Linked DNA regions of Homo sapiens: all the other regions are linked to region 1. Evidence: read pairs that join two places in POLR2A ChIA-PET (ENCODE). Cell type or tissue: GM12878. All regions are shown on one strand. Links, peaks and the distances in the headings refer to the core of each region. The heading gives the core; the rest is flanking DNA.

Region 1 (8,010 bases), core at 2,917-7,916:
GAACCACTTAAGAGATTGTAGAAATGGACAATCACAGGAAAGTTATGTATGTTGTGTGTTGGGGGGGCTGGGGGCGGTGTAGGCATTTCGTAGCAGGAGCTTCTAATATAAAGAAAATATACGAGAACTAAAGGATTAAGCTATCTATACATAAAAAACCATCCCTCATTTTCAGAAAGGCACTATTTACTTATTAGTCTAGTTAGTGGTTCTCAAGAGTGTGATCCAGAATCCCCTAGGGTTGCCCGAGACTCAGGAGCCCAAGAGGTCAAAACTATGTTCATAAGAACATTCGCATTTTCCACTTTCATTCTTTCATAAATTTACAGTGGAGTTTTCCAGAGGCTATGACATTATCATGTAATTGCTCTGATAGCTGATGGAATGTGTGCTTGTTATTTTTGTCTGGAAAATGTTTCAGCTTCTTGGCCGGCGCGGTGGCTCACGCCTGTAATCCCAACACTTTGGGAGGCTGAGATGGGTAGATCACGAGGTCAGATTAAGACCATCTTGGCCAACATGGTAATACCCTGTCTCTACTGAAATACAAAAAATTAGCCGGGCGTGGTGGCACGTGCCCGTAATCACAACTACTTGGGAGGCTGAGGCAGGGGAATCGCTTGAACCCAGGAGGCGGAGGTTACAGTGAGCTGAGATTGCGCTGCTGTACTCCAGCCTGGCGACAGAGCAAGACTCCGTCTCAAAAAAAAAAAAAAAGTTTCAGCTTCTAAAATGGTATCTACGGATAAAGCCTAGAAAGATAAAACCTCCTTGGGGATATTCAGTAAATTTAATTGTAAAGGGGTTCCTGAGACCAACCTGGCCAGGATAAATGGACACAATTCAGTTTTTTTCTTAAACATTAGGGCAAGAAAAGGCTGCCCTAATTTACCTCCTAAGCAACTACAATGTTGATAAACAATGAATGAAGACTTAGCAGTTTCTTTCAAGCCATTGTAAATGATGGAAGAAATTAAGGGAACCAAGTGGCTGTCTAGGTTATCAACCAAAGCATAAAATTAATTTGCAGTTTTGATTTACTCCACAAATTGCTTACTAGAAAAGGGTTACGGCAACCCAGAAGTTCTAGAACAGGCTATAGTTCAGATGAAATGTGCAATGACTTAAGTCATTTTAAGTGGGAACTCCTGATTCCATACCCATTCGTGAGCCCCAACAGATGGGATTTCCCTCCCCTATCACCACATAATTACTTAGAGACACAAGCACAAGATTGTCATTCACTTTTCTGCATACTTTATTTGTTACAAACATACAATTTTTTTTAAATATAGACTGTAAAACTCCATTTGCAAAAGTCTATTGTAAGGAGTGCACACCAGCAGGAAGGATTCTTACATTTTTTCTCTGTGAGTTTTTCTGTCAGTTTTGCTAGTTAGTGGTAAATACGGGACCCGCCATTTTTACAGACCAGTCTGAAGCTTCTGACTGTATTCACATTGCTCTTTTGAAGCAGCCCTGCTCCTCTCAAAATTGATCAGAATCTGAGCTTCAACCTACAGGCAGTGAGATCAACAGCCCGTCTGGACTCTGCTTTTGAACGGTTTTCAGGAAGTGTGATTTCTGAATGGGTACTGCACTTCACAGATTTGTTTGAATTGCCCATGCAGCTCTATGTTTGTTAAAGTGCATTCTTCTTTAAAAAATAAGAGGAATAATCTTTACTCTTTAACCAAGGTACTTAAAAAAATGAACTTTTTGGTCTCTCAGCAGATATTCCCAAATTGATCCTATCACTACAAATTTTAGTGTTTTATTTACAGACATTTATAGGGTTACAGGTGGAGGGGACCTTATAAAATTAAAGGTGCAGCTTCTCTTGAAGCAGAAATCAGTTCTACAAATTCATACACAGGAATACACACTTGGTTTACAATGCATAAGCATGTGGGTATTTACACAGAGATTGAAGACATCCCCAAAAAACACATTTTAAAGTAATTTCCAACCTAAACTCTAATTGTACATCTAGATCAGGAAGCTGTCTCCTGCTATCAAGATTTGGTTTTAATTCATTCAAATTATTTCTGTAGATTCTCTACTGGCAGGACATCAGTCCCAGCTTTGGAGTGAATAGTCTAAGAAAGCCACTGGTAGATACTATGATTGGCAGTGAAGATTCCTATAGAACGGAAAGTATGTTATCTGGAAACAGAAGACAAATGAATTTTAAAAATGATCTTGGAAAAACATCTGGATGGAGGCCCAAAATAATAAATCCCTACTATAATTGTTTTAGAACTTCAAAAAAAGAAGTCCAGATACACTGACGATCTTAGTTACTATTCAAATATTGGTAAGTCATTGAAAAATAACTCAGATTTACTTGTCTACCGAAACGTGCAAAACCATGGACTCTTTATAAGTACGTCCCATACTGACTTAAAGCCAGTTTCTAGACTTTTTGGTCAACCTACTGACTTTTAGAAATTCAGAGAGTAGGCTAGGCGTGATGGCTCATGCCTGTAATTCCAGCATTTTGGGAAGCTGAGGCGGGCAGATCACTTGAGGTCAGGAGTTCGAGACCAGCCTGGCCAACATGGTGAAACCCCGTCTCTACTAAAAATACAGAAAATTAGCTGGGCATGGTGGCACATGCTTGTAATCCCAGCTACTTGGGAGGCTGAGGCAGGAGAATCGCTTGAGCCCGGGAGGCAAAGGTTGCAGTGAGCTGAGATCAAGCCACTACACTCACTCCAGCCTGGACGATAAGAGCGAAACTCCGTCTCAAAAAAAAAAAAAGAATCCAGAGAGCTTTTGTACACAGGGATGACACATGTGGGCTGGAACAAGGGTTTATGTCTAATATCTTATCAGTTCAAAATGAAACTCCCAAATTCCTACAACACAAATGTGTTTAATGATATAATCCAGTTCTTCAGTTCTCTTGGGACTCTCCCTGCAGTTATGTCTCTGAAAAAGGAATTTTACAAGAGAATAAACAAACCACTCACCATCCTATTTCTAAATATAAAGATTCTTCCAACCAGCCTGATCTTGCAACTCAGAGTTAAGACTGGGGACGAAATATTTGGCTTTAAGAAATAAGAGATGGCCTAAATGGATATTTTGGAAAAAGTTAGCTATTGAAGTGTTATTTAAGGTAAGGGGGAAAAAAGGACAAACTCATGCCTTCTGCAATATCCATCCTAGTGGACACTGAATAGGGCTATTGCTTTCTTTCCAATACTCTGGGCCCACATTTCATCATACTAAAAAGACATAATTAGTTTTCTTACCCATGTCAATGGATATTAGATATAACACAAGGAAAATGAAATTTGCTTCTAGACTCAAAATCTGTTGACACTTAAAGTATAATTATACTTTTTTATTAAACTGTTAGAATCATCTATGGAGAAAAATGAGTTTTAGCTTCCAATAAAGCTCTGCTCTTATTAGAAATCATATTGAGCAGTGAAACTACCAATATGGCAGTTGCTATTCTATTGTTTTAACATGACTCTACCTATCCCAATTGGAATGTCTAATTCAAGAGACATGAGTTAGATTTTCAAATTAAATGACTGTGAATAGAGGTGATTACACTGATGGCATATTCCCTATTTCTTTAGGAAATATAAAATACATTCATAAAGGCCTTACTTGGATCAGGGGTACAGATATCAATTGGGAATCTCTAAGGTAATAAGTTTTCTTGATGCGATTTTATTATTTTTTCATTTTCCAAATCTAATTTTCAGTACTGATAATTGGACAATTTTCAAGTAAGAGTCTGTTAAATCCGTCAGTAATAAAACTGAGTTTTAAGACTGAGGGCTGGGAAAGGAGACTTTAAATAGCAAAGTCAGACATATCAAAAGAAATCATTATTCAAGAGTCCAGCTATCTGCTGAAACTTCTGGGGGGCTAATACTTGAAAATTAAGGACTTTGTTTTTTCTAAGTTAAAAATGGGGGAAATGAAGTTATAATCTGCCATTTCCACCTTACATTTGGAATTTATTTATTTATTTTTTGAGACGGAGTCTTGTTCTGTTACCCAGGCTGGAGTGCAATGGCGCGATCTTGGCTCACTGCAACCTCCGCTTCCTGGGTTCATGCCATTCTCCTGCCTCAGCCTCCCAAGTAGCTGGGACTACAGGCATGCACCACCATGCCCGGCTAATTTTAGTATTTTTAGTAGAGACGGGGTTTCACCATGTTGTCCAGGCTGACCTGAACTGACCCGCCCACCTCAGCCTCCCAGAGTGCTGGGATTACAGGCGTGAGCCACCACGCCCGGCCGCATTTGGAATCTCAAATGGAGCATATGACACATACTTTATTCTTTTTTGTCTGTATTTTCTTAAGGTAAATGTGTTTTTTTTTTTTTCTTTTTTCTTTTCTACAAACTATCTCCCGCCCTCCCCAGCCCCACCCACACACCCATTATCCAGTATACTGAATGGGAGTTGTAACTCTTTAGGAAGACAGCTAATTGATTTACAGTACTCTAAAACCAACCCTGAAAACTGATAATCTCATTCACTTACTATAACTTCAGTGCTGTAGTTGACAGGAAAGAAAAAGTTACCTTAAGGCTCAAGGGAAAGTAACTTATTAAATTGTGAATGCAGCATTATTTACTCTCCCATCCATTGGAAACTAGCAAAATGCATTCTGGATCAATAATACAAACCTTCTAACATTAGCAAAGATTTCTACTCTTCTTACACAGAGTTAGAACAATATTCATAAGCAATTATCTAAGGGAGCCTGAGAAACTATGATCCACATCACACAAAGATTTCATGTATTTCATGATCAAAAAGTGCTTTATCTTTGAGAAATGTCAGGGTTACAATGGAAATATACAATGTAAAGTCACTTGATATTTTTTCAAGTGAAGTACAAAGTAGAAAAGGAGCAAAAAGATGGAGGCTCTGCTCTCTGAACAGGCCTTATGCATGTGACTTTTAGGGTGTACGAAATTAAAGTTGTTTTAAGAATTAAAAATAGTGGGACTTTACACCACTATATTCTAAAACCTGAGATTGGACATCAAAACAGTCAACTTTGTTATTCATCAGAGCAATTCTGATACTTCCTAAAAATATAAGATAACTCAACTGAATTAACTCCAGGGTCAAAAACATTAACTTTCCCCAATCAAAAAGGAGACCGATCACTATATACCAAGAGTGCTGCAGAAAGACAAACTCTCAGCAAATGAGTCATTTCTACATAAGCAAAAAAGTCACTTTTCTCCTTCCCTTTCTCACTGATCAAGGCCACACTATTTTCAAATGAATATCTACTGAGAGATCAGTTGTGCATTGGATAAAGTACCATAATTGGGTTAAAAATGAAAACAAAATTTACAGTGAAGAATACTTATGTGCATGGCTTACACACTCCAGCTTCTCAATTTCATCCACCTCAAGAGCAAGATAGATGCAAAGTCACCTTGTGTAGATTACATTCTACACCCCTGTAAAGCCAGTCAAGGTCACATTTAACAAAGCATCTTCAGCAACTACAGTGCCTGAAGTGTGCAGCCGTTTACAGACCACTCAATATGAGGGCATTATTATAACCAGCCTCTTTTGCCCACAACCCTGCATCTTCAGATAAGACAGGATAATTGTTTTGTTTTGAGAAAACTGAAGCTTAAATCTCTTAAAAGACCTGCAATTTACTGCAAAGTAATCCAGAGGTAACAAAGGAAGCAGGAGGTTAACGGCTGCCTGCACCAAAAGCCTCTCAATCATTTTGCAGTAAATAATTATGGAAAGTGATGTGACAAGTAGCCATGTGTGTATCACAGCTACAGTCATTTATACCACGTATATGCCTCCGATAGTTACATAGGGTGTTTGGGTTTTTGGTTTGGTTTTCACTTTGATTTTTGGTGCCATACAGATTTATATTTTGTTCTTGTGCAGCATATGCACTGAAAAACTTGCTGCTGTTCCACTTGCTGAAATGATAGGGACAATAGAAACCAAAACCAAAACATAGAAGGAAGAGTAGTAGGATCTCTTCACAGATTTTTATTCTTTTGATTCTGTTCCTAAAATTTGGCTTTTCACCTTTGTAACTATGGTAGTTTGGGAAACAAACCTTCTAACAATTATATGAAAAGAAGTTTTAGTTTCCTACTTCTCAGGAATATGACTATTTTGATTAGCTGGGATGTTTGCCAAGCTTAAAAAAAAAGGCTCAAAATCATTCATAGCAACAACTGAAAAACAAAAAAATTGGTTGTTTCCCATGTCTGTACAATGCCATTATCTGACTGGAATTAACAAAGACCATTTCCTTTAATAAGCTATTAATAATATTTACGAATGAATCTGTGTTTTGCAGGTTTCTATTGTCCCTAGTGACTGGAGTGAAGATCAGTGAAATGCTACAATTAATCCACAGCCTTCTGCAATCTTCCTGCAGTGGGAAGAGAGGCCATGAACCATCCCTTGCAGGAGAAACAAACCTTAGAGATTGGTTAAGACTTAAAAACCCACCACTATGACATTACCACTTAATCTTACATAGGCAGGTCAAAATTTTAATATAAATTACTTTTGCCAACACATAGCTTATGCATTCTTTGCTCCTTTTTTTGGAGGATTTTCAAATTGATATCTAAAGATTTACATATGATATATTACTGTTACATGGTCTAATGACTAAGAAAATTTCTCTGGTAACCAAAGCTGATGCCATATATGGTAGTGTTCTTGGCATATACTCTATATGCCTCAGACCACTTCCACATTCTTTCTATTCAGCTAATTATAGCTTAGTAGCCACTGGTGAAGGATTGTGAAGACCCTGTCATTTCTACAGAATAGAAAGGCAAGGCTAGTTACTGCAATTCAGCCAAACAAAAAGAAAAAAGAATAAACCAACCCCTTAAAAAGGAGAGGTACTGCACCTTTGCAAAATTGAACTGGCTCACTGCAGCTGAGCAACAGAACCACCACTGAAGCAAGAAAACAAGTTGGTCTATACAAGAATTGTACATGGTTTGAAAATGAAAAAGTTACAGCAATCAACTAATAGCTGCAACTTAAATTTTCATTGCTGCCTCAGAGTTGAAACTTAAATAGTTTCTGCAAACCTAATGCTAGCTTCTCAGCTCCTTTACTAAAACTATTTAGGAATTTGTTCTCCGCAGCAAAGAAATAGACACTCAAAACACGTAGGTAAATACAGCAGGACATTATTGAAAAACAGCTGCCTTGTAGTACAAAATACAGTACAAGTATACGGATGTCATTAAAACATCAAAAATACTATTGCTCCCATACAATTTAGGAAACATTCTTTGCAACGGAGAAAAATTTAAAAGAAAAGCTTTAAAAAAATCTGTTTAAAAATTCTACTGTGGATGATGAGAGTAGAGAAATAGTCTGAAAAGGGCACCAATGTTTGTGGCTCTTCCACTTTTTAATCTAAGATCAACAATATTCTGCATCATAATCTATTTTTTTAAAAAAGCCTAATTTTATGTACACAATTATTTCCCGCCCTCTCAGCCACAAATACATGAAAACCTTTTTGTATATTACTCATTTCCCAATAAATACAAAAAGATTGTATAGATTGAATAATACCAAAATAAGATAATAAAAAGGATATGCAATAAATTAAAAAGGCAGCTCAAATAAGGGGCAGGCATGCAGTTTAAAAAAAATACTAAGATTGTGGAGGCGGGGTTACTTGCCTCCTGGTTGAGAAGGTGTCACACAAAGAATACCTGAAAACTTTGGAAAGAACGTTAGCTCCCATTCAATTCAAAGTTACCTAGGTCTATGACATTTCTAGGAATACCTTTTGATGGGGTGGGATTAACTTGATTAGTAAAAATCATTTCTACTGAAAATCCATTTAAAATATAGAAGAGGCGATCCTTGAAAACCCCAACTTTTATTCTTGAAAGACAGCTGGATTAACTGGCAAAAGCCAGTTTGTTGAAATTTCAAGATGGTATAAAAATGCTTCCAGGATATAGTCAGCATATTCACGTTCACTTCAGTTCCAT
Region 2 (8,010 bases), core at 1,606-6,605, 93 kb before region 1:
CCTGTGTTCAAGCGATTCTCCTGCCTCAGCCTCCTGAGTAGCTGGGACTACAGGCACAGGCCACCATGCCCGGCTAATTTTTTTTTTTTTGTATTTTTAGCAGAGACAGGGCTTCATCATGTTAGCCAGGATGGTCTTCATCTCCTGACCTTGTGATCTGACTGCCTCCGCTTCCCAAAGTGCTTTAATCACAGGTGTGAGCCACTGTGCCCAGCCATATCAGCTCTGCTTTTCTAAGGATCATGCCCATTGTAGATCAGTGAGTATCCTCATAGAGGCAGTGCCTTCTCACTGCATCCACACATGGCAAACAGGCAAACAGGCTCCCCCCTTTTCATGCATGTTGTACACTCTTTGCACTGCATCCTGTTAAACATTTCTCATGGCCAATGTCTCTCTGAGAATGTAGGCCATCTCTGGATCTGCTTCTATTGACTGTTGCCTCTCTGAATGATGGATCACATTATCTTGTTTTTTGGGGTGTCTGGATTAGGGTTCTCCAGACAAAGAGAATATATAGGGATCTATAGGGTGAGCTAGCAAGCTGGAGACCCAGGAGAGCAGAAGGCATGAGTTCCAGTCCAAAGGCCAGCAAGCTGAAGACATGGGGAGGACAAATGTTTCAGTTTCAATCTGAAGGCAGGAAAGAGTTGATGACCCAGTTTGAAGGCAGCCAGGCTGAAGAATTTGTCATTAAATGCTAGACCTTGTGTGTAAAAGAATATCAGAGGCCAGGCGTGGTGGCTCACACCTGTAATCCCAGCACTTTGGGAGGCAGAGGCAGGCAGATCACGTGAGGTCAGGAGTTCAAGACCAGCCTGGCCAATATGGTGAACCCCTGTCTCTACTAAAAAATACAAAACTTAGCCGGGTGTGGTGGCAAACACCTGTAGTCCCAGCTACTTGAGAGACTGAGGCAGAAGAATTGCTTAATCCTGGGAGGCCAAGGTTGCAGTGAGCCGAGATTATACCACTGCACTCTAGCTTGGGCAGCACAGTGAGACTCCATCTCAAAAAAAAAAAAAAGGAATAGCAGAGACTGAAGTAAATAGCAGTTCTGCTTGGAGAATTGCATACACCTTCCTCTGGCAGGCTGTTAGTGTTGGGGTCAAGCCCATCTAGTCTTCAGGGAGCTGGGTCTGGACTTTGCTGTGGAATTCAGTTCACCAAAGGCTTCACATTATTTGAGGGCAGACACCTTCCTTTATTGGTTTGGCATCTCCGTGTTTGCAGGGTTTGTTGCAGTCAGCCCTGTGCACCTGCACCCTAGCAGGGTAGCCTGCTGCTGCTCTCCCTTCCCTCTCCAATGAGAGATGGCTGCTGCCTGGCAATCAGTGCAACCCCTGGGAACACCTGTGGTGTTTCTCACACTGCTCCTTGCTTGCAGAATGTACTCACCCTGACAGGCCTCAGTTCTCTTGTCACAGCCCCCATGGTGGCCAGTGTAGGACATGTCCAGCAAGTTCCCACTAGAACTCTGGCTCTGCCCCCAGGTCTCACTCATGCCCCTCCCCAGGGGCACTCTCAGGCTCTCACTGCAAGGCCCCTTGTGTTAGGAGGGCTCCTCTCAGCACTCCTTCTCCACCTTCAGACTCCAGCATCTGTACCTCACGTAGGCTTCTTCGGTCTCTGGACTGGCCTCCACTCTCCCCCTTGAGCAGTGGGCGATGGCTCTTGGGAAAGAGTGGGTGAGTGGGTACAAACTCTCTTGCATCTGGTGCACCTAGAGGTTGACTGCAGTGGCAAGGCCAACGTCCTGGGTGTGAGTGTGCAGCTGCACAGACCCCATGCTCAGAAGGGCTTCGTGTTTGGTTTAATGCTTTGCTGTTACAGTCTTGAAATTCAATTCTTGTTAATTTTTGGATGAGGAGCCCCACATTTCATTTTGCTCTGGCCCTGGGCAGAGGGTTCATCTTCAGCTGCCGCTGTTTTCCCTCCTGCTTCATCCTCACCTCCTGCAATTCTGCCTTTGGCATCAGAAGCCAAGATGATCACCTCAGGGACCAAAATCACCCCAGGAACCTGGAGAACTGGGCCTTGTGGGAAATGTTGACCTTACATTTGGTGGTAGGACCCAAACCCATACCAGAGCTAAATTTGAGTTATTGCGCAGTTGAATACAGGACATGGCCAAATGAACACAAACTGTGCACTCAAAAAAAATCAGGAGAGTCCGAGTGTGGTGACTCATGCCTGTAATCACAGCACTTTGGGAGGCTGAGGCGGGTGGATTGCTTGAGCCCAGGAGTTTGAGACAAGCCAGGGCAACATGGTGAAACCCTGTCTCTACTAAAAATGCAAAAATTAGCTGGGCATAGTGGCACACACCTGTAGTCCAACCTACTTGGGAGGCTGAGGCAGGAGGATCACTTGAGCCTGGGAGGTGGAGGCTGCAGTGAGCCAAGATTGTGCCACTGCACTCCAACCTGGGCGACAGAGTAAGACTCTGTCTCAGAAAAAAAGAATAACAATAGTAAAAATAAATATTTAGGCTGAGCGCGGTGGCTCACGCCTGTAATCCCAGCACTTTGGGAGGCTGAAGTGGGTGGATCACCTGACGTCAGGAGTTCGAGACCAGCCTGGTCAATGGTTTTTTTTTTTTTTTTGAGACGGAGTCTCGCTCTGTCGCCCAGGCTGGAGTGCAGTGGCGCTATCTCGGCTCACTGCAAACTCTGCCTCCCGGGTTCACGCCATTCTCCTGCTCAGCCTCCCGAGTAGCTGGGACTACAGGCACCCGCCACCACGCCTGGCTAATTTTTTGTATTTTTAGTAAAGATAGGGTTTCACCGTGTTAGCCAGGATGGTCTCGATCTCCTGACCTTGTGATCCACCCGCCTCGGCCTCCCAAAGTGCTGGGATTACAGGCGTGAGCCACCACACCTGGCCTGGCCAACGGTTTTCAACATGGTAAAACCCTGTCTTTACTAAAAATACAAAAATTAGCTGGGTGTGGTGGCATGTGCCTGTAATCCCAGCTACTTGGGAGGCTGAAGCAGGAGAATTGCTTGAACCCAGGAGGCGGAGGTTGCAGTGAGCCAAGATCACACCACTGCACTCCAGCCTGGGCAACAGAACGAGACTCTGTCTCAAAAATAAATAAATAAATAAGGTCGGGTGCGGTGGCTCATACCTGTAATCTCAGCACTTTGGGAGGCCGAGGCAGGCGGATCACCTGAGGTTGGGAGTTCGAGAACAGGCTGGCCAACGTGGAGAAACCCTGTCTCTACTAAAAATACAAAATTAGTTGGGCATAGTGGCGCATGCCTATAATCCCTGCTACTCAGGAGGCTGAGGAAGGAGAATCGCTTGAACCCGGGAGGCGGAGGTTGCAGTGAGCCAAGATCGTGCCATTGCATTCCAGCTTGGACAACAACAGTGAAATTCCGTCTCAAAAAATAAGAATATAAATAAAAAAATAAATAAATATTCAAAGGACTGCTGTGAGAATTTAACAATGACCAACCATTAGGGCCAGGTGCAGTGGCTCACACCTGTAATCCCAGCACTTTGGGAGGCTGAGGTGGGTGGATCACCTGTGGTCAGGAGTTTGAGACCAGCTTGGCCAACGTGGCGAAACCCTGTCTCTATTAGAAGTACAAAAAATTAGCTGGGCATGGTGGCGGGCACCTGTAATTCCTGCTACTCGGAAGGCTGAGGCAGCAGAATCACTTGAACCTGGGAGGCAGAGGTTGCAGTGAGCAGAGATCGTGCCATTGCACTCCAGCCTTGGCAACAAGAGGGAGACACCGTCTCAAAAAACAAAACAAAACTAAATAAAAAAACCCAATGACCATTAATAACAGCAACTAACACTTTCTAGGATTCTGTGTTTACTAACTGAAGACTTATTTCTGGGGTTTTTTGTTTTTGATATTGTGGCCCTTCCTGTTAGGGAAATTCCCCACCTTCTGAGCTCAAGTGGAAGGCAAAGTCTGAAGACCTTAGACACCGAGGCCTGAAGGCACAGGCGGAGATTAAGGGCTCAACCCAGCAGGTGCATCCTCCCCGCCCCCAACTTCAACTTTAGCATCGCCCCAGAGGGGTGCTTCAGGGCTGGGTCCACTGAAGAGTTGGTAGAGTCCTCCTCAGGCCCATGCTGGGCTCTGTTTGTGCCAGCTCCCCAGGTGCCCAAGGACTCTCCAGTCACTCCCTTCCCTCCTGAGTGAGGTCATAAGTGCATCAGACATCCACCCATTGTCTACACAACAGGCTTCTCTCTTGCCTTCTTCCTTACTATCAGGACCTTGAGTGGTGTGGGCAGCCACAGGCCCAATCAAAATACAGTTGACCCTTAGCCGGGCATGCTGGCTGCACCTGTAGTCTCAGCTACTCAGGAGGCTCAGGCAGGATTGCTTGAGCCCAGCAGCTCAAGGCTATAATGTACTACGATTGTGTCTGTGAATAGCCACTGTACTCCAGCCTAGGCAACATAGCAAGACCCTATCTCTAAAAAGAAAAATACAGTTGACCTTTGAACAACATGGACGTTAGGGATGCTGATACTCTTTACAGTCAAAAATCCACATATAACCTTTGACTCCTCAAAAAGCCTATTTAGGCCAGGTGCGGTGGCTCACACCTGTAATCCCAACACTTTGGGAGGCTGAGGGCAGATCACTTGAGGTCAAGAGTTTGAGATCAGCCTGGCCAACATGGTGAAACACCATGTCGTTCAAGGTCAACTGTAGTTATCTTCCTGAATGCTTATAGCCAAGAGTGGAAGCTGCCGAGTGGGGCTCCTGGGAAACTTTTGAAACAGGACAGATGGTGGTGGCTCCTCCCTCAACTTTTGCCCTTCTTCCTTCTTTCCTGGTTTTCCTGTCCAATCCCAGGCACCTGTTGTTGCAGTTTTGTGTCCTGTGGCTTTCCTATGTAGAAAGACTATTCAGGGGTTATTATATGTTAACAACTGATATTTAATTCATTAAAGCTACAATTTTAATTAAAGCAATTTTTTTTTGTAGAGATGGGAGGGGTCTCACTATGTTGCCCAGACTGGTCTCAAACTCCTGGGCTCAAGCAGTCCTCCCACCTTGGCTTCCCAAAGTGCGAGGTTATGGGTGTGAGCCACTGTGCCCAGCCTAAACTACAATTTTGTTTTTTATTATTTTATTTTAAAAACATCAGGTTAGTAAAAAATAAACTATAATTTTAAAACCTACTTCTTTCCTGGGTTTTAAGTTTACCTTAGAAATAATATTAGTCTCTTTATAAGTATAGCAAATTTGAACTCTTTGAACATATTTGCAAACTTTTTTTTTTTTTTTTTTTTTGAGACGGAGTCTCTCTCCGTCTCCTTGCTCAGGCTGGAGTGCAGTGGCACGATCTTGGCTCACTCCAACCTCTGTCTCCCAGGTTCAAATGATTCTCCTGCCTCAGCCTTCTCAGTAGCTGGGATTACAGGCGCCCGTCACCATGGCTGGCTAATTTTTGTATTTTTAGTAGAGATGGGGTTTCTCCATGTTGGTCAAGCTGGTCTTGAACTCCTGACCTCAGGTGATCCACCTCCCTCGGCCTCCCAAAGTGCTAGGATTACAGGTGTGAGCCACTGCGCCCAGGCATCTTCTAACATCTTAAACTACATTTAACAATGTAATAAATTTGATTTCCAATTAAAGTATGTAATTGTCCAAATTAACAAAGAAAACCTCCCTGACTATTAAATAACTCTAATAAACTTTTAAATATGTTGAACTTAAAGTTATCTTAAATATTAAAATGCAGGCCAGGCACGGTGGCTCATGTGTAATCCCAGCACCTTGGGAGGCTGAGGTGGGCGGATCACGTGAGGTTGGGAGTTCGAGACCAGCCTCACCAACTGGAGAAACCCCGTCTCTACTAAAAAATACAAAATTAGCTGGGCGTGGTGGCGCATGCCTGTAATCCCAGCTACTGGGGAGGCTGAGGCAGGAGAATCGCTTGAACCCGGAAGGCGGAGGTTGCTGTGAGCTGAGATCGCGCCATTGCACCCCAGCCTGGGCAACAAGAGCGAAACTCTGTCTCGAAAATAAATAAATAGGCTGGGTGTGGTGGCTCATGCCTGTAATCCCAGCACTTTGGGAGACCGAGGCAGGCGGATCACGAGGTCAGGAGATCGAGACCATCCTGGCTAACACAGTGAAACCCCGTCTCTACTAAAAATACAAAAAATTAGCCAGGCAAGGTGGCGGGCGCCTGTAGTCCCAGCTACTCGGGAGGCTGAGGCAGGAGAATGGCGTGAACCCCGGGGGCGGAGCCTGCAGTGAGCCGAGATCGTGCCACTGCACTCCAGTCTGGGCGACAGCGAGACTCTGTCTCAAAAAAAACACAAAAAAACAAAAAAAAAAAAAACAAAAAATTAGCCAGGCGTGGTGGCGGGCGCCTGTGGTCCCAGCTACTCGGGAGGCTGAGGCAGGAGAATGGCGTGAACCCAGGAGGCAGAGCTTGCAGTGAGCTGAGATTGTGCCACTGCACTCCAGCCTGGGCGACAGAGCGAGACTCCGTCTCAAAAAAAAAAAAAATGCAATAAGTTTTGTGATATTTCAATTAAAAATCACAAGTCTCAGTCAACTTTTGCCCACATATGCGCTTACTGGGCGGGAACAGGGAGTTGCTAAATAGAGCACAGGTTTCTTTTGGAGTGAAAGAAAATTTCTATTACTAGATTGTGATGTTTGCGCAATTCTGAATTTACTAAAAATTATTAAATTGTATGCTTAAAACAAGTGAATTTGAGGGTGTGTAAACAACACCTCAACAAAGCTGTTGAAAATGGATACATAAACCAAAGTGAGAAAAAAACTACTATATGTTTTAATTAAAATTAAATAACTATCCCTTTTTAAATGGAACTATAGGTTGTTGCTGTAAAAAAACAAATTCACTTAAGTATTACAACTCCTGAACGCATGCCTGAGGTATGCAACACACCTGCCTATGTGTGTGACAGCTAGACTCTGGCCTGGCTGTGGACAGTGTCCTTTTGGCTGCCCCGGGTGCCTGCCATAGAAAGACCTCTATGCTTGAGGACAGCACAGACCTGTTTTCCTTCCACTCACTGTTCTTTCTCCATGCCCTCCCTGGGTGGAATGTGCGGGTCTCTTTTGCTTCTTCTTCTAAACGCTTTTATATTTGATGAAATCCTCATTTATATTAATATAAATGTCTTTTCTGGGCCAGGTGCTGCGACTCACACCTGTAATCTCAACAGTTTGGGAAGCCGAGGCAAGAAGATTACTTGAGCCCGGGAGTTTGAGACCAGCCTGACAACATAGCAAATAAAATTCTTTTTAAAAAATTAACTGGTGTAGTGGTACATGCCTGTGGTCCTGGCTGCTCAGGAGGCTGAGGTGGGAGGATCAACACTGCACTCCAGCCTGGGCAACAGGGTAAGACCCTGTTTCAAAAAGAAAAAAAATAAAGATTAATGTCTCTGACCATTTCTGTGCTTGACAGGCATTTAGGAATCTTTCATATACTTCAGGGCCTGCATAACTCTTAGGGCTAATAATGTGATACCTATTTGAATTTGTTATTCCACATTGCTTTTCTGACTTCTGATCACCACTTAGTAGGTCCATTCTACTAAGAGCACCTTTGAGTTGCTCTTTGCCTCTGGATTTTTTATTGTATGAGACAAATAAACTCCTGTCTAAGCCAGTATTGATGAAGTTTTCTACTGCTTGCTAGAAAACTTGGTTGGTTTTTTTTCTTTGTTTGTTTGTTTTGAGAAAGTTCTGCTATGTTGCCCAGGCTGGAGTGCAGTGGCTCGATCTTGGCTCACTGCAACCTCAACCTTCCAGGTTTAAGAGATTCTCGTGCCTCAACCTCCCGAGTAGCTGGGAATACAGGTGCACACCACCACCCAGCTAATTTTTGTATTCTTAGTAGAGATGGAGTTTCACCATGTTGGCCAGGCTGGTCTTGAACTCCTGACCTCAGGTGATCCGACTGCCTTGGCCTCCCAAAGTGCTGGGATTACAGGTGTGAGCCACTGTGCCTGACTGAGAACTTGGTTTAGAATCATCTGAG
Region 3 (8,010 bases), core at 2,924-7,923, 180 kb before region 1:
TAGTGTCAGCTTATGTCTCCTGGGGAGTCAGTGTGTTAGGCCATTCTTGTGTTGCTATAAAGAAAAACCTGAGACTGGGTAATTTATAAAGAAAAGTTTAATTGGCTCACAGTTCTGTAGGCTGTACAGGAAGCATGATGCTGGCATCTGCTCAGCTTCTGGGGAGGCCTCAGGAAGCTTACAATCATGACAGAAGATGAAGTGGGAGAGCAGGCATGTCACATGGCCAGAGCAGGAGTAAGAGAGTGGGGGAGAGGGGCCACACACTTTCAACAACCAGATCTCGTGTGAACTCAGAGTGAGAGCTCACTCATCACCAAGGGGATGGCCCAAGCTCTAATCCTAACACCTCCCACCAGGCCCCACCTCCAGCAGTGGGAGATTACAATTCAACATGAGATTTGGGCAGGGACAAATATCCAAACTAGATCACCTGAGGGCCCCCACATGCCCCAGAAGACTCAGTGCTGTGTCCTGGCCTCTGGCCATTTCCTTCCCTGCTGCAGGACCTTAAAGAAGCCAACTTCGACATCAATCAGCTATATGACTGCAATTGGGTTGTTGTCAACTGCTCCACTCCTGGCAACTTCTTCCACGTGCTACGACGCCAGATCCTGCTGCCATTCCGGAAGCCGGTCAGTGGCAGGGCCTCCCTTGCTCAAACGAGGCCTGGCCCTGCCCTGTTGGTGCAGGGAAGGGCTCCTCAGAGAGCCTCTTGCTTGGGGTTAGCTAGGTGGGCACCTGCAGGGGTAGTGTGGACAGGACATGGTGTCAGGGAGCCTCGCCCTTCCTCCTCACTGCTGCCATGAGGGAACTGCGTGTTCTGTGTGTCCTCTTCCCCGACTGGGCCCCTGCATACTGCTGAGCACCACATGCGGAGCAATCACATAGGCTGCAGGCCCCAGCCCGGTGGGGAGGACGGATGTTTGAACAGGTGGTCATAGGGGGTGTGCTGAGCTCTGGAAGAGAGGTGAGCCCTGGCAGAGGCCAAGGGAGTGCAGGGTCCCCAGGGAGCGGCTCCTGAGCTGGGTGTTGAAGGGTGAGTAGAAGTTGAGTGGAGGGATACGTTGGAGAAGTGATTCATAAAAAGGAAGGAGGCCGGGCGAGGTGGCTCACGCCTGTAATCCCAGCACTTTGTGAGGCCGAGGCAGGTGGATCATGAGGTCAGGAGATGGAGACCATCCTGGCTAGCACAGTGAAACCCCGTCTCTACCAAAAAAAATACAAAAAAATTAGCCGGGCATGACAGCGGGCACTTGCAGTCCCAGCTACTTAGGAGGCTGAGGCAGGAGAATAGGAGAATAGCGTGAACCCGGGAGGCGGAGCTGGCAGTGAGCCGAGATCGCACCACTGCACTCCAGCCTGGGCAACAGAGCGAGACTCCGTCTCAAAAAACAAAAAAAAGGAAGGAGTGTGGGGGACAGCGAGGGAGTGCCCTGCTGCCCTGGGATACCGCGGGGGTGGGAGTATGGGGTGGAGGCTTGCAGCTCGGAGTGTCCCCAGCAGTCCAAGGGCCCACAGGGCAGGACAGCCCTGGTGCTTCTTGGTGCTGGGCCATGTCACAGCCTTACATGGGCTTTGGGTGCATTTGCTCTGAGACTGCCAAGGAGAGGGTCAGAGCTCTTTCCTAGGTACAGAGAAGCAGGGAAGGGAGTATTGGGAGTCCGAGCAGGCTGGGATGGGCCCTGCCAGGAGTGGATACCCAGCTAGGGGAGGTGAACAGCAGGGAAATTGGTCATCTTTCCTTTTCCCTCCTTCTCTGCCTCTTCTGACCTGAGGCTCCTGTTGAGTGGGAGGGCAGGTGTGTTTCATGGCCTGAAGGTCAAGGCTTGGGTAGCCTTGCTTTTGACCTTCCTTCTGGAATCTTCAGAATCTGATCCTTCACGAGCCTATTGTTCTGTATTTCAGTTAATTATCTTCACCCCCAAATCCCTGTTGCGCCACCCCGAGGCCAGATCCAGCTTTGATGAGATGCTTCCAGGTGGGTGTGAGGGAGATGGGCATTTCCTTGGGGGAAGCTATGTTTGGGGCTTCTTTGCTGCTGCTCTTTTACAGCTCATGGGACTGACATTTGTGATTCTCACTGGCTCTTGCCAGATTTTTGGTTGTAAAGACCCGTGATACATGGCTGGGCACAGTGGCTCACGCCTGTAATCCCAGCACTTTGGGAGGCCGAGGCAGGCAGATCATCTGAGGTCAGGAGTTCGAGGGCAGATCACCTGAGGTCGGGAGTTCGAGACTAGCCTGACCAACATGGAGAAACGCCATCTCCACTAAAAATACAAAATTAGCCAGGCGTAGTGCCACATGTCTGTAATCCCAGCTACTCAGGAGGCTGAGGCAGGAGAATTGCTTGAACCCAGGAGGTGGACGTTGCAGTGAGCTGCTATCACGCCATTGCACTCCAGCCTGGGCAATAAGAGCAAAACTCCGGCACAAAAAAAAAAAAAAAAGTCCCATGATACCAGATGAGGGAGGTCACAGCTTACATTCACGTTGGTCAAATGACATGTCTTAACATGCAGCCCAGGAGCTGTTGCCTCTCACCTGCAAATGCCCCCAAGGACTCCACTAGAGGCAATTAAGTATGTCCAAGATTGAGGGTTAGTGCCGCTGCCTGCGGCCTCCTTCAGCAGGTGAGTGGCAGCTCACCACTGGCTCAGAGGCCCAGCCCCAAAGCAAGCCCTTCAGGACAGAGAAAAAAACACTGGACGGCAGGTCCTGCCAAGTCACATGCCAGCTGCACTTGTGTGAAGGGAGACCCATAACATTGAGATTTCTATAGGGACAGTGGAGTGCAGGATGTTGACACAGCCTTTACCACCCACCAGGGGTCACCAGGCCAGGAAGCCTGCATCCCACCAGTCACCAAACCCCCTTTAGTCTTCAATCAAGGTGAGCCCCTTGTTTTTTGGGGGTTTTTTCCCAATCTTTTTTTATTTTTAATTTTATTTATTTATTTATTTATTTATTTTTGAGACGGAGTCTCGCTCTATCGCTCAGGCTGGAGTGTGGTGGCACAATCTCGACTCACTGCAAGCTCCACCTCCCGGGTTCACGCCATTCTCCCACCTCAGCCTCCCAAGTAGCTGGGACTGCAGGCGCCCGCCACCACGCCTGGCTAATTTTGTTTTTGTATTTTTAGTAGAGACGGGGTTTCACCGTGTTAGCCAGGATGGTGTCAATCTCCTGACCTCATGATCCACCCATCTTGGCCTCCTAAAGTGCTGGGATTACAGGCATGAGCCACCATGCCCAGCCCCCAGTCTTTTTTTATTATGGTAAAATACACAACATAAAATTTACCATTTTGACCATTTTTAAGTATCCAGTTCAGTGTGTTACTGCCTCTATAAATTTGACTACTCTATGGAACTCATAAGTGAAATCATACAGTCTTTGTCCCTTGCGACTGGCTTGTTTCATTTAGTATAATGTCTGCGAGGTCCATCCATGTTGTGTAGCATGTGTCAGAATTTCTTTTTTTTTAAGACTGAATAGCCAGGCATGGTGGCTCATGCCTATAATCCCAGCACTTTGGGAGTTCGAGGCAGGTGGATCACTTGAGGTCACAAGTTTGAGACGAGCCTGGCCAACAGGGTGAAACCCCGTCTCTATTAAAAATACAAAAATTAGCAGGGTGTGGTGGTGCACGCCCTGCTACTCTGGAGGCTAAGGCAGGAGAATTGCTTGAACCCGGGAGGCAGAGGTTGCAGTGAGCTGAGATTGCACCACTGCACTACAGCCTGGGCAACAGAGTAGGACTCCATCTCAAAACAAAACAAAACAAAAAAGACTGAATAGGCTGGGCCCAGTGGCTTACACCTGTAATCTCAGCACTTTGGGAGGCTGAGGCAGGTCGATCACTTGAGGTCACGAATTTGAGACCAGCTTGACCAATATGATGAAACCCCATCTCTACGAAAAATACAAAAATTAGCTGGGCATGGTGGCGCGCACCCGTAATCCCAGCTACTCAGGATGCTGAGGCAGGAGAATTGCTTGAACCTGGGAGGCAGAGGTTGCAGTGAGCCAAGATTGCGCCACTGCATTCCAGCCTGGGTGACAGAGACTCCGTCTCAAAAAAAATAAATAAATAAACTAGCCGGGGGTGGTGGCGCATACCTGTAATCCCAGCTACTCAGGAGGCTGAGGCAGGAGAATCACTTGAACATGGGAGGCAGAGGTTGTGGTGAGCCAAGATCACGCCGTTGCACTCCAGCCTGGACAACAAGAGCGAAACTCCGTCTCAAAAAAAAAAAAAGACTGAATAATACTCCATTATATGTGTATGCCACATTTTGCTCATCCATTCATCTGTCGATGGACACTTGGGTTGCTTCCATGTTTCAGCTATTATGATTAGAGGAGCTGCTATGAACATTGGTGTACAAATATTTCTTTGAGTCCCTGCTTTCAGTTCTTTTGAATATGTACTCAGAAGTGGAATTGCTGGACCATATGGTAATTCTATTTTTAGTTTTTTGAGGAACTGCCAAACTTTCCACAGTGGCTGCATTTTACATCCCACCAACAGTATATGAGGATCCCACCATCTCTACATCCTCATCAGCACCTACTATTTTCTGGTTTTTTCATAGTAGCCATCTTAATGGGTGTGAGATGATATTTCATTGTGGCTTTGATTTATATTTCTGTAATGATTAAGTGATGTTGAGCATCTTTTCATATGCTTATTGGCCACTTGTATATCTTCCTTGGAGAACTGTCTATTAAAATCCTTTTTTTTTTTAATTTAATTTTTTTTAAGAGACAGGATCTCTCTATGTTGCCCAGGCTAGTCTTGAACTCCTGGGCTCAAGGAATCCTCCTACTTTGGCCTCAAAGTATTGAGATTACAGGCATGAGCCACGGTACCCAGCCTATTCAAATTATTTGCCCATTTTTGAATCTGGTTGCTTGTTTTTGAGTCTTAAGAGTTCTCTGTATATTCTAGATATTAATTCCTTATCAGAAATATAATTTGCAAATATTTTCTCCCGTTCTATGGGTTGTTCTTTTATTCTGTTGTTAGTATCTTTGGTTTTGGTTTTGGGTTTGGGTGTTTTTTTTGTTTGTTTTTTGTTTTTTTCCGAGATGGAGTCTTACTCTGTTACCCAGGCTGGAGTGCATTAGTGCAATCTCAGCTCACTGCAACCTCTGCCTCCCAGGTTCAAGTGATTCTCCTGCCTCAGCCTCCCAAGTAGCTGGGATTACAGGCGCACGCCACCATGCCTAGCTAATTTTTGTATTTTTAGTATAGACAGGGTTCCACCATGTTGACCAGGCTGGTCTTGAACTCCTGACCTCAGGTGATCTGCCCACCACAGCCTCCCAAAGTGCTGGGATTACAGGCGTGAGGCACTGCACCTGGCCTGTTGTTAGTATCTTTTGATGTACAAAAGTTTTTAATTTTCTTTTTTTTTTTTTTTTTTTGAGACGGAGTCTCGCTCTGTCGCCCAGGCTGGAGTGCAGTGGCGGGATCTCGGCTCACTGCAAGCTCCACCTCCCGGGTTCACGCCATTCTCCTGCCTCAGCCTCCCAAGTAGCTGGGACTACAGGCGCCCGCCACTACGCCCAGCTAATTTTTTGTATTTTTAGTAGAGACGGGGTTTCACCGTTTTAGCCGGGATGGTCTCGATCTCCTGACCTCGTGATCCGCCCGCCTCGGCCTCCCAAAGTGCTGGGATTACAGGCGTGAGCCACCGCGCCCGGCCAAGTTTTTAATTTTCATGAAGTCAGATTTGTCTATTTTTTCTTCAGTTGCCTGTGACTTTGGTGTCATATCTAAGAAATCATTACCAAATTCAGTGTTGTGAAACTTTTGCCCTATGTTTTCTTCTGAGTTTTATAGTTTTTGCTCTTATGTTTAGATCTTTGACCCACTTTGAGCTAATTTGTTTTGTTTTTTATTTTTTGTTTGTGTTTTTTTGAGACAGAGTCTCACTCTGTCATCCAGGCTGATGCAATCGTAGCTCACTGCAGCCTCAATTCCTGGGCTCAAGTGATCCTCCTACTTTGGCCTCCCAGAGTACTGGGATTACATGTGTGAGCCACTGTGCCCAGACTTTTATTCTGTTTGTATCATAAATGGAATTGTTGGCCTAATTTCCTCTTCTTATTGTTCATTGTTAGTGTATAGAAACACAACTGGTTTTGGTTACGTGCATATGATGCGTAGTGCTTAAGTCAGGGTATTAGGGTGTCCGTCACCCGAGTACGATACATGTTTGTTAACCTTACTCCTTTATCAAACGTTGAACTTAATTCCTTCTATCTAACTGTATGTTTGTACCATTCAACCCACTTTTCTATATTTTTTTGAGATAGATTCTTACCCTGTCACCCAGGTTGGAGTGCAGAGGCATGGTCATCATGGTTCACTGTAACCTCTGCCTCCCAGGCTAGAGTGATTCTCCCACCAAAGCCTCCCAAGTAGCTGGGAACACAAGGTGTGCACCACCGTGCCTGGCTAATTTTTGTACTTTTGTAGAGACGGAGTATCACCATGTTGCCCAGGCTGGTCTCGAACTCCTGAGCTCAAGGGATCCTCCTGCCTCAGCCTCCCAAAGTGCTGGCCAACCCACTGTTCTCTATCTGAATATTTTCTCTGATTGTGTTGAAAGTTTTTATATTTGTAAAATTCTGAGCAGCAGAAACAGAGTAAACATGGGATTTTTTTTATATAATTTTTTTTTTTTTTTGAGATGGAGTTTTGCTCTTGTTGCCCAGGCTGGAGTGCAATGGCGCATTCTTGGCTCACCACAACCTCCGCCTCCCGGGTTCAAGCAATTCTCCTGCCTCGGCCCCCCGAGTAGCTGAGATTACAGGCATGCGCCACCATGCCTGGCTTATTTTGTATTTCTAGTAAAGACAGGGTTTCACCATGTTGGTCAGTCTGGTCTCGAACTCCTGACCTCAGGTGATCCGCCTGCCTCAGCCTCCCAAAGTGCTGGGATTTACAGGCGTGAGCCATGCGCCCGGCTGGTATTTTTTTTTTTTTTTGTCTGGAGATGGAGTCTTGCTCTGTTGCCCAGACTGTAGTGCATGATCTCAGCTCACTGCAACCTCTGCCTCCCGGGCCCAACCGATTCTTCCACCTCAGCCTCCCGAGTAGCTGGGACCACAGGCGCACACCACCATGCCTGGCTCATTTTTTGTATTTTTTTAGTAGAGACGGGGTTTCACCATGTTGCCCAGGCTGGTCTCGAACTCCTGAACTCAGGCAATCCGCCCGCCTCAGCTTCCCAAAGTGCTAGGATTGCAGGCGTGAGCCACCGCACCCGGCCGGGATGTTTTAATAATACTCTTGTCCCCGAAGTCTGAGCCAAGCTGTTTTGAAGGCTAGCCTGGTGTTACTTGATACCCAGAGCTGGCCATGTCTGCTGTGTATTTGTTACACGTAACGTGCTTTTCAAAGTGTGCCTGGTCTGAGCAAATACAGGGCATCAGAGGCTGGTGAAGGGGAAGCATCTCTAACCCTTGAAAGCTGCGTCTCCTGGCAGCAGTCCCTGGCACAGCCCTGGGCCCAGGAGAGCTCTCAGCCACATACCTGAGAGAACCAGCCTAGCCATGGGAACTCTCTTGTAGGAACCCACTTCCAGCGGGTGATCCCAGAAGATGGCCCTGCAGCTCAGAACCCAGAAAATGTCAAAAGGCTTCTCTTCTGCACCGGCAAAGTGTATTATGACCTCACCCGGGAGCGCAAAGCACGCGACATGGTGGGGCAGGTGGCCATCACAAGGATTGAGCAGGTGAGGGCAGGTGGTGCCATCAGGGTGTCCCCCCAGCGGGGGTCAGGGCTCTGGTGCCTTCACAGAACAGCCTTGCTTGGGGTGTGGCCCTCAGGTTCCTGACCTTCCCTGCTCGGAACACCAGTTTCCCTTTGCTGGATCTTGCCTGCCCTCTGAGTTTCCTCTTTTTGATCTGACCCCTGCTGTCTCCTAGCTGTCGCCATTCCCCTTTGACCTCCTGCTGAAGGAGGTGCAGAAGTACCCCAATGCTGAGCTG
Region 4 (8,010 bases), core at 940-5,939, 150 kb before region 1:
TTGAGACCAGCCTGGGCAAGATGGCGAAACCTCATCTCTACAAAAAATACAAAAATTAGCCAGGCATGGTGGTGTGTGCCTGTAGTCCCAGCTACTCAGGAGGATTGCTTGAGCCCAGGAGGTTGAGGCTGCAGTAAGTCTTGATCTGGCCACTGCACTCCAGCCTACAGAGTGCAGTCTGTAGGATGACAGAGCAAGATCCAGCCCCTCCCCCCTCCAAAAAAAAACAGAAAGAAAAGAAAAGATGAAATAAAAGGCATTCAGATTGCAAAAGAAAAAGTGAAATTATCTCTATTTGCAGATTACTTTATATTTTATATAGAGAATACTGGTTGGGTGCAATGGCTCACGCCTGCAATCCCCAGAACTTTGGGAAGCAGAGGCAAGTTGAGCATCTGAGGTCAGGAGTTCAAGACCAGTCTGGTCAACATGGTGAAACCCCATCCCTACTAAAAATACAAAAATTAGCCAGGTGTGGTGGTGGGCACCTGTAATCCCAGCTTCTCCGGAGACTGAGGCAGGAGAATCACTTGAACCCAGGAGGCAGAGGTTGCAGTGAGCCAAGATTGCACCACTGTTCTCCTGGGTGACAGAGCGAGAAAAAGAAAAATAAAAAACAATACTAAAGAACCTACTAAAAAAACTGTTAGAATTAGTAAATGAGATCAGCTAGATTGCAGGATACAAAAATCAATGTACAAAAATCATTTGTATTTCTACACAGTAGCAGTGAACAAACTGAAAATAAAATTTTAAAAAGATTCCATTTGGGCTGGGCACAGTGGCTCATGCCTGTAATCCCAGCAGTTTAGGAGACCAAGGCAGGCAGATCACCTGAGGTCAGGAGTTCGAGATCAGCCTGGCTAATATGGTGAAACCCCATCTCTACTAAATATACACAATTAGCTGGGCGTGGTGGCGGATGCCTGTGATCCCAGTTACTTGGGAGTCTGAGGCAGGAGAATCGCTTGAACCTAGGAGGCAGAGGTTGCAGTGAACCGACATCGTGACACTGCACTCCAGCCTGGGCGACAGAGTGAGACTCCATCTCAAAAAAAAAAAAAAAAAAGATTCCATTTTTGGCAGGGCATGGTGGCTCACGCCTATAACCCCAACACTTTGGGAGGCTGAGGCTGGAGGATTACTTAGGCCCAGCAGTTTTACTCTAGCCTAGTTGACATAGTAAGACACCATTTCTACTCTAAAAAATTTTATTTATTTATTTATTTTTTTGAGACGGATTCTCTTTCTGTCACCCAGGCTGGAGTGCAATGGCGCGATCTTGGCTCACTGCAACCTCTGCTTCCCAGGTTCAAGCGATTCTCCTGCCTTAGCCTCCTGAGTAGCTGAGATTACAGGTGTGCGCCACCATGCCCAGCTAATTTTGTATTTTTAGTAGAGATGGGGTTCACCATGTTGGTCAGGCTGGTCTCGAACTCCTGACCTCGTGATCTGCCTGCCTCAGCCTCCCAAAGTGCTGGGATTACAGGTGTAAGCCACCACACCCAGACATAAAAAAAAATTTTTTTAAAGAAAATATTTCATTTTGGCTGGATGAGGTGGCACACGCCTAGTGATAGCAGCAGGATAGCTATCCCAGTGATAGCAGCAGGAGGCAGACAAATCACTGGGCAGACAGGGTCAGGTCCCTGGTGAAACTTGACCTTCAAGCCGAAGGCAGTTTAAAGCCTGAATACCATGCTATGAGTCTTGGATAAATCCACGGACCAGATTGAGAACCTCTGTTCCCATTTGGTGCACTTTCCTGATTCATCCCCACCCTTCACCTATTTTACATATACCTACCCTTTCCTAATTGTTTTTCTTTTTTTTACAGTCATGTCCATCTTTGAGTGGTGCCTTTTTTTTTAGCCTTTTTTGCATACTCACAAACCAATCAGCATGCAATCCCCCATTATGAGCCCATAAGCCCCAGACTCAGCCACACTTGTGGGTGGGGGATCACCCTCCCCAAGTCCCCTCTCAGCTGAGAGCTGTTCCATATGGCTCAATAAAACTCTTCTCTGCCCTTCTCACCCTCTGGTTGTCCACGTAACATCATTCTTCTTGGATGCAGGACAAGAACTCAGGACCTACTGAATGGCGGGTGCCAAAGGAGCTGCTCTAACACTGTTGCCCTCTGCCCTCCACTGGCTCCAAGCAGATGACCCACGTGACAGGAAGCCACAGTTGAGGCCAGGCCAGCCCTGGAGCCACGGGCCAGAGTGGGGCAGCGGGACTCAATGAGCTGTAACACAGACTGGCTTAAACACGCCCCCAATCCCCCTGTTTGAAATGCTGTGGGCGATGGGAAGAGAAGAGCTATGTCCCTTCTGGGGGCCTAGACCTCGGGGCTCCCCAAGCCAAAGCTGTAGCACACTGTAACACCTCCTGTGGTGGGCTTCAGGGTCGCTGGCGTCTTGATTTTCTCAGGTGCCACTGCGTTCCCCTTGTCCAGGCACTGGTGCCCAAGGCAGGAGCAGGTCACAGCACCCCTGGCCCACCTGTTGGCTGAGTGCAAGCCAAGGGCAGCCTCTGGGCTGCGTGGGTGGGGTACCTCCAGATGCAAGCCTGGAGCCAAGCAAAGCCCTGTGAAGGGGGTTGCCAACCACAGAGGTCTCCGGCTGGTGAAACAGCACCAAAAAAATCCTGCATCACCAGCACTTTGAGAGGCTGAGGTGGGTGGATTACCTGAGATCAGGAGTTCAAGACCAGTCTGGGCAACATGGTGAAACCTCATCTCTACCAAAAATACAAAAAAAATGCCAGGTGTGGTGGTCCGTGCCTGTAGTCCCAGCTACTTGGGAGGCTGAGGTGGGAGGATCACTTGAATCTGGGACGTCAAGGCTACAGGGGGCTGAGATCACACCACTGTACTCCACACTGGGTGACAAAGGGAGACACTGTCTCAAAAAAAAAAAAAAAAAAGAAAGAAAGAAAAGAAAGAAAAAGAAAAGAAAACATTCCATTTTTATTTTTATTTATTTATTTATTTTTGAAACGGAGTCTTGCTCTGCCTTCAGGCTGGAGTGCAGTGGTGCAATCTCAGCTCACTGCAACCTCCTCCTCCTGGGTTCAAGCAATTCTCCTGCCTCAGCCTCCCAAGTAGCTGGGACTACAGGCATGTGCCAACACACCCAGCTAATTTTTGTATTTTTAGTAGAGACAGGGTTTTACCATATTGGCCAGGATGATCTCTATCTCTTAACCTTGTGATCTGCCCACGTGAGACTCCCAAAGTGCTGGGATTACAGATGTGAGCCACCGAGCCCAGCCAACATTCCATTTTTAATAGCATCAAAATGAATAAAATGCTTAGGAATAAGTTTATCCAAAAAGTGCAAAACTTACACTCTGAAAACTATAAACTATTGTTAAAGAAATAAAAAAACATCTAAATAAATGGCAAGATATCCCATGTCCATGGATTGGAAGACTTAATATAAATAAGATGACATTACTCCCCAAATTGATCTACAGAGTCAATACAATCCCTACCAAAATCTCAGATTTTTTTTTTGTGGAAATTGACAAGCTGACCCTAAAATTCGTATGAAAATTCAAGGTTTCAGCTGAGCACGGTGGCTCACGCCTGTAATCCCAGCACTTTGGGAGGCTGAGGCAGGTGGATCACGAGGTCAGGAGTTTGAGACCAGACTGGCCAATATGGTGAAACCCCGTCTCTACTGAAAATACAAAAATTAGCCGGGTGTGGTGACACATGCCTGTAGTCCCAGGTACTCAGGAGGCTCAGGCAGAAGAATTGCTTGAACCCAGGAGGCGGAGGTTGGAGATCGTGCCACTGCACTCCAGCCTAGGAAACAGAGCGAGACCCCATCAAAAAAGAGAGAGAGAGAGAAAGAAAGAAAGAAAGTTCAAAATTTGACAAAACTCAACCTCCTTTTATGATAAAAACTCCTAACAAATTAGATATAGAGGTAATGTTCCTCAACACAATAAAGGCCATATAACACAAGCCCACAGCAGCTAAAATCATATTCAACAGTGAAAAGTTAAAAGCTTTTCCTCTAAGATCAGGAAAAAGACAAGGATGCCCACTCTCACAACTTCTTTTTTTTTTTTTTTTGAGACATATTTTCCCTCTTGTTGCACAGGCTGGAGTGCAATGGTGTGATCTCGGTCTCGGCTCACCACGACGTCCACCTCCCAGGTTCAAGCGGTTCTCCTGCCTCAGCCTCCCGAGTAGCTGGGATTACAGGCATGCGCCACCACACCCTGGCTAATTTTGTATTTTTTATTTTTAGTAGAGACTGGGTTTCTCCATGTTGGTCAGGCTGGTCTCAACCCCTGACCTCAGGTGATCCGCCTGCCTCGGCCTCCCAAAGTTCTGGGATTACAAGTGTCAGCCACTGCGCCAGCCCACTCTCACCACTTCTATTCAATATAGTACTGCAAGTCCTACCAGAGCAATTAGGCAAGAAAAAAGAAGTAAAATAGAAAGGAAGAATTTAATGTGTCTTTGTTTGCCGATAACATGAATACCCTAAAGACTTTGAAAAAACCTGTTAGAACTGCTAAACAAATTTAGTAAAGTTTCAAGTGTGCAGGATACTGGCTGGGTGTGGTGGCTCACACCTGTAAACCCAGCACTTTAGGAGGCCGAGGCAGGTGGATCACTTAAGGTCAGGAGTTCAAGACCAGCCTGGCCAACATAGTGAAACCCCGTCTCTACTAAAAATACAAAAATTAGCCGGGCATGGTGACACAATCCTGTAATCCCAGCTACTGAGGAGGCTGAGGCAGAAGAATCGCTTGAACCCAGGAGGTGGAGGTTGCAGTGAGTCGAGATTTTGCCACTGCACTCCAGCCTGGGCAACAGAGTGAGACTCCATCACAAAAAAACAGAATTATAGAAGTAGAGAGTTGAATGGTGGTTACCAGATGCAGGAGGAGGCAGGAGGAGGCAGGAGGTGGTGGATGGGGAAAGGGTTGGTCTAAGGGTACATGCAAAGTTTCAGTTAGGAGAAATAAGTTCTAGTGATCTACTGCATAGCATGGTGACTATAGTTAATAATAATGGATTGTATATTCCAAAATTGCTTAAAGAGTCCATCTTAGATGTTCTTTCCACAAAGAAATAAGTATATGAGGTGACAGATAGGTAGATATATAAGTTAACTTTTTTTCTTTTCTTTTTTTTTTTTGAGACAGAGACTTGCTCTGTCACCCAGGCTGGAGTACAGGGGTGCAATCATATAGAAGCTCACTGCGGCCTCCACTTCCCAGGTTCAAGCGATTCTTATGTCTCAGCCACCTGAGTAGCTGGGATTAAGGCATGCGCCACCACAGCTGACTAATTTTTGTGGGTTTTTTTTTTTTTTTTTGAGACACAGTCTCGCTCTTTCACCCAGGCTGGAGTGCAGTGGCACGATCTCAGCTCACTGCAACCTCTGCCTCCCGGGTTCAAGCCATTCTCCTGCCTCAGCCTCCTGAGTAGCTAAGATTACAGCCATGTGCCACCACGTCCAGCTAATTTTTTTTTTTTTTTTTTGAGAAGGAATCTCACCCTGTTGCCTAGTCTGGAGTGCAGTGGCACGATCTTGGCTTGCTGCAACCTCCACCTCCCGGGTTCAAGCAATTCTCCTGTCTCAGTCTCTGGAGTAGCTGGGACTGCCCACCACCATGCCCAGCTAATTTTTGCATTTTTAGTAGAGACAGGATTTCACCATATTGGTCAGGTTGGTCTCAAACTCCTGACCTCAGGTGATCCACCCACCTTGGCCTCCCAAAGTGCTGGGATTACAGGTGTGAGCCACCACGTCTGGCCAATTTTTGTATTTTTAGTACAGATGGGGTTTCGCCATGTTGGCCAGACTGGCCTTGAACTCCTGACCTCAGGTGATCCACCCGCCTCTGCCTCTCAAAGTGCTAGGATTACAGGTGTGAGCCATAGTGCCCGGCTAATTTTTGTATTTTTAGTAGTGACGGAGTTTTGCCATTTTAGCCAGGCTGGTCTCAAACTCCTGGCCTCAAGTGATTCACCCGCTTTGGCCTCCCAAAGTTCTGGGATTACAGGCATGAGTCACTGCTCCTGACCTAGTTAACTTGATTTAATCATTCCACAGTGTATACATATAATAATACCTTTTACCCTATAATGATATACAATTATTATTTGTCAATTAGACATAAAGTTATAAAAAAATTCAAGTGACCCAGAATAGCCAAAACAACCTTGAAAAAAAGACAGCAAAGTTGGAAAACTCACACTTCCCAATTCCCTTCCCTTCCCTCCCCTCCCTTCCCCTTCCTTCCACTCCCTCTCCCTCCCCTCCCTTCCCCTCCCCTCCCTTCCCATCCTTTCCTCTTCCTTCCCCTTCCCCCTCCACTCCCCTCTCCTCCCTTCCCCTCCCTTACTCTTCCCTCCCCTCACCTTTCCTTTCCCCCTTCCTTTCTCCTTTCCTTGTTTGTTTTGTTTTTACAGACAGGATCTCTCTCCCAAGCTGGAGTGCAGTGGTGCAATTATAGCTCACTGCACCCTCAAACTCCTGAGCTAAAGCAATCCTCCCATTTCAGCCTCCTGAATAGCTAGGGCTACAGGTGCATGCCACCAAGCCCAGCTAATTAACAAAATATATTTTTTGGCTAGGTGTAGTGGCTCACACCTGTAATCCCAGCACTTTGGGAGGCCGAGGATGGCAGATCACCTGAGTTCAGGAGTTCCAGGCCAGCCTGGCCAACGTGGCGAAAGCCTGTCTCTACTAAAAATACAAAAATTAGCCAGGCATGGGGGCGGGAGCCTATAATTCAGCTACTCAGGAGGCTGAGGAGGGAGAATTGCTTGAACCCAGGAGGCAGTGGTTGCAGTGAGCCAAGATCATACCACTGCAATCCAGCCTGGGCAACAAGAGCAAAACTCCATCTCAAAAAAAAAAAAAATTCTTTTGTATAGACAGGATCTTGATGAGTTGCCCATGCTGGTCTTGAACTCTTGGCCTCAAGGGATCCTCAATCCTCAGTCTCCTACAGCACTGGGATTATATGTATGAGCCATGGAACCTGGGCCCCAATTTTAACTTACTACAAAGCTACAGTAATCAGATCAGTGAGGTACCGGCATAAGGAGAGATACATAAATCAATGGAATAGAATTGAAAGTCCAGACATAGGCTGGACGCAGTGGCTCACGCCTGTAATCCTAGCACATTGGGAGGCTGAGGTGGGCAGATCACGAGGTCAGGAGTTCGAGACCAGCCTGACCAACATGGTGAAACCCCGTCTCTACTAAAAATACAAAAATTAGCCAGGCGTGGTGGCGGGCGCCTGTAATTCATGCCACTGCACTCCAGCCTGGGCAACAGAGCAAGACTCCATCTCAAAAAAAAAAAAAAAAAGGAAAAAAAAATAAGTGAAAGGACAATCCACAGAATAGGAGAAAATGTTTACAAATTATATCTGATAAGGGACTTGTGTCCAGAATATACAAAGAATTCCAAGTTGGGAGCAGTGGCGTGTGCCTCTAGTCCCAGCTACTCAGGAGGCTGAGGCAAGAGGATCACTTGAGCCCAGGTGTTAGACACCAGCCTGGGCAACACAGGGAGACCCTCATCCTCTTGAAAAGAAATCCAATTTAAGAACGGGTAAAGGATCTGAATAGTCATTTCTCCAAGGAAGATATACAAATGGCAGTAAGTATGTGAAAAGATTCTCAACATCATGAATCATTAGGGAAATGCCAACGAAAACCACAATGAGATGCCACGTCACACCTACTAGAATGACTAATAAAAAGACACAGGATGTAGAGAAGCTGGAACCCTCATACACTGCTGGTGGGAATGTCAAATAGTACAGCTGCTTTGGAGAACAGGAAGATCATCTGGTAGTTTCTCCAAGTTTAAACATAGAGTTACCATTAAACCCATTAATTCCACTTACAAGTATGTACCCAGAGAAGTGAAAGCATGTCCACACAGAGACTTATACATGAATGTTCATAGCTGCATTATTCATAGTAGCCAAAAAGCTGAAATAACCAAAATGTCCATC

What was found. ChIA-PET counts read pairs that join two places held together with the same protein. Peaks named below come from ENCODE experiments on the same cell type or tissue, not always from the same donor. Only the 100,000 strongest peaks of a DNase experiment are listed, where the experiment ranks them.
Region 2: POLR2A ChIA-PET joins it to region 1 with 5 read pairs; 15 of 35 experiments call an interaction of 5 or more read pairs at or near these places.
Region 3: POLR2A ChIA-PET joins it to region 1 with 5 read pairs; 2 of 35 experiments call an interaction of 5 or more read pairs at or near these places.
Region 4: POLR2A ChIA-PET joins it to region 1 with 8 read pairs; 6 of 35 experiments call an interaction of 5 or more read pairs at or near these places.

The regions. Positions count from the first base shown.
Region 1 is chr7:44,875,059-44,883,068 of GRCh38, forward strand. PURB (purine rich element binding protein B) reads right to left here. Exons shown (of 1, transcript NM_033224.5): 1 at 1,241-8,010. It overlaps MIR4657 (microRNA 4657), which reads right to left and starts at 6,742; the gene lies at 6,690-6,742. RefSeq lists a silencer at 2,612-2,906. In GM12878, for the core only: no CTCF peak of the experiment used is centred there; no DNase peak of the experiment used is centred there; H3K4me3 peaks cover 3,219 bases; H3K27ac peaks cover 2,307 bases.
Region 2 is chr7:44,783,219-44,791,228 of GRCh38, forward strand. No RefSeq gene overlaps it. Among named protein-coding and RNA genes, the nearest start is that of PPIA, 9.5 kb to the right of the region's middle. RefSeq lists enhancers at 3,592-4,096, 4,097-4,600. In GM12878, for the core only: no CTCF peak of the experiment used is centred there; no DNase peak of the experiment used is centred there.
Region 3 is chr7:44,699,635-44,707,644 of GRCh38, forward strand. OGDH (oxoglutarate dehydrogenase) reads left to right here. Exons shown (of 23, transcript NM_002541.4): 19 at 507-635; 20 at 1,909-1,981; 21 at 7,591-7,754; 22 at 7,948-8,010. Among named protein-coding and RNA genes, the nearest start is that of ZMIZ2, 45 kb to the right of the region's middle. RefSeq lists an enhancer at 860-1,360. In GM12878, for the core only: no CTCF peak of the experiment used is centred there; no DNase peak of the experiment used is centred there.
Region 4 is chr7:44,727,892-44,735,901 of GRCh38, forward strand. It overlaps LOC124901622 (a long non-coding RNA gene), which reads right to left and starts at 2,126. Exons shown (of 2, transcript XR_007060299.1): 1 at 2,038-2,126. In GM12878, for the core only: no CTCF peak of the experiment used is centred there; no DNase peak of the experiment used is centred there.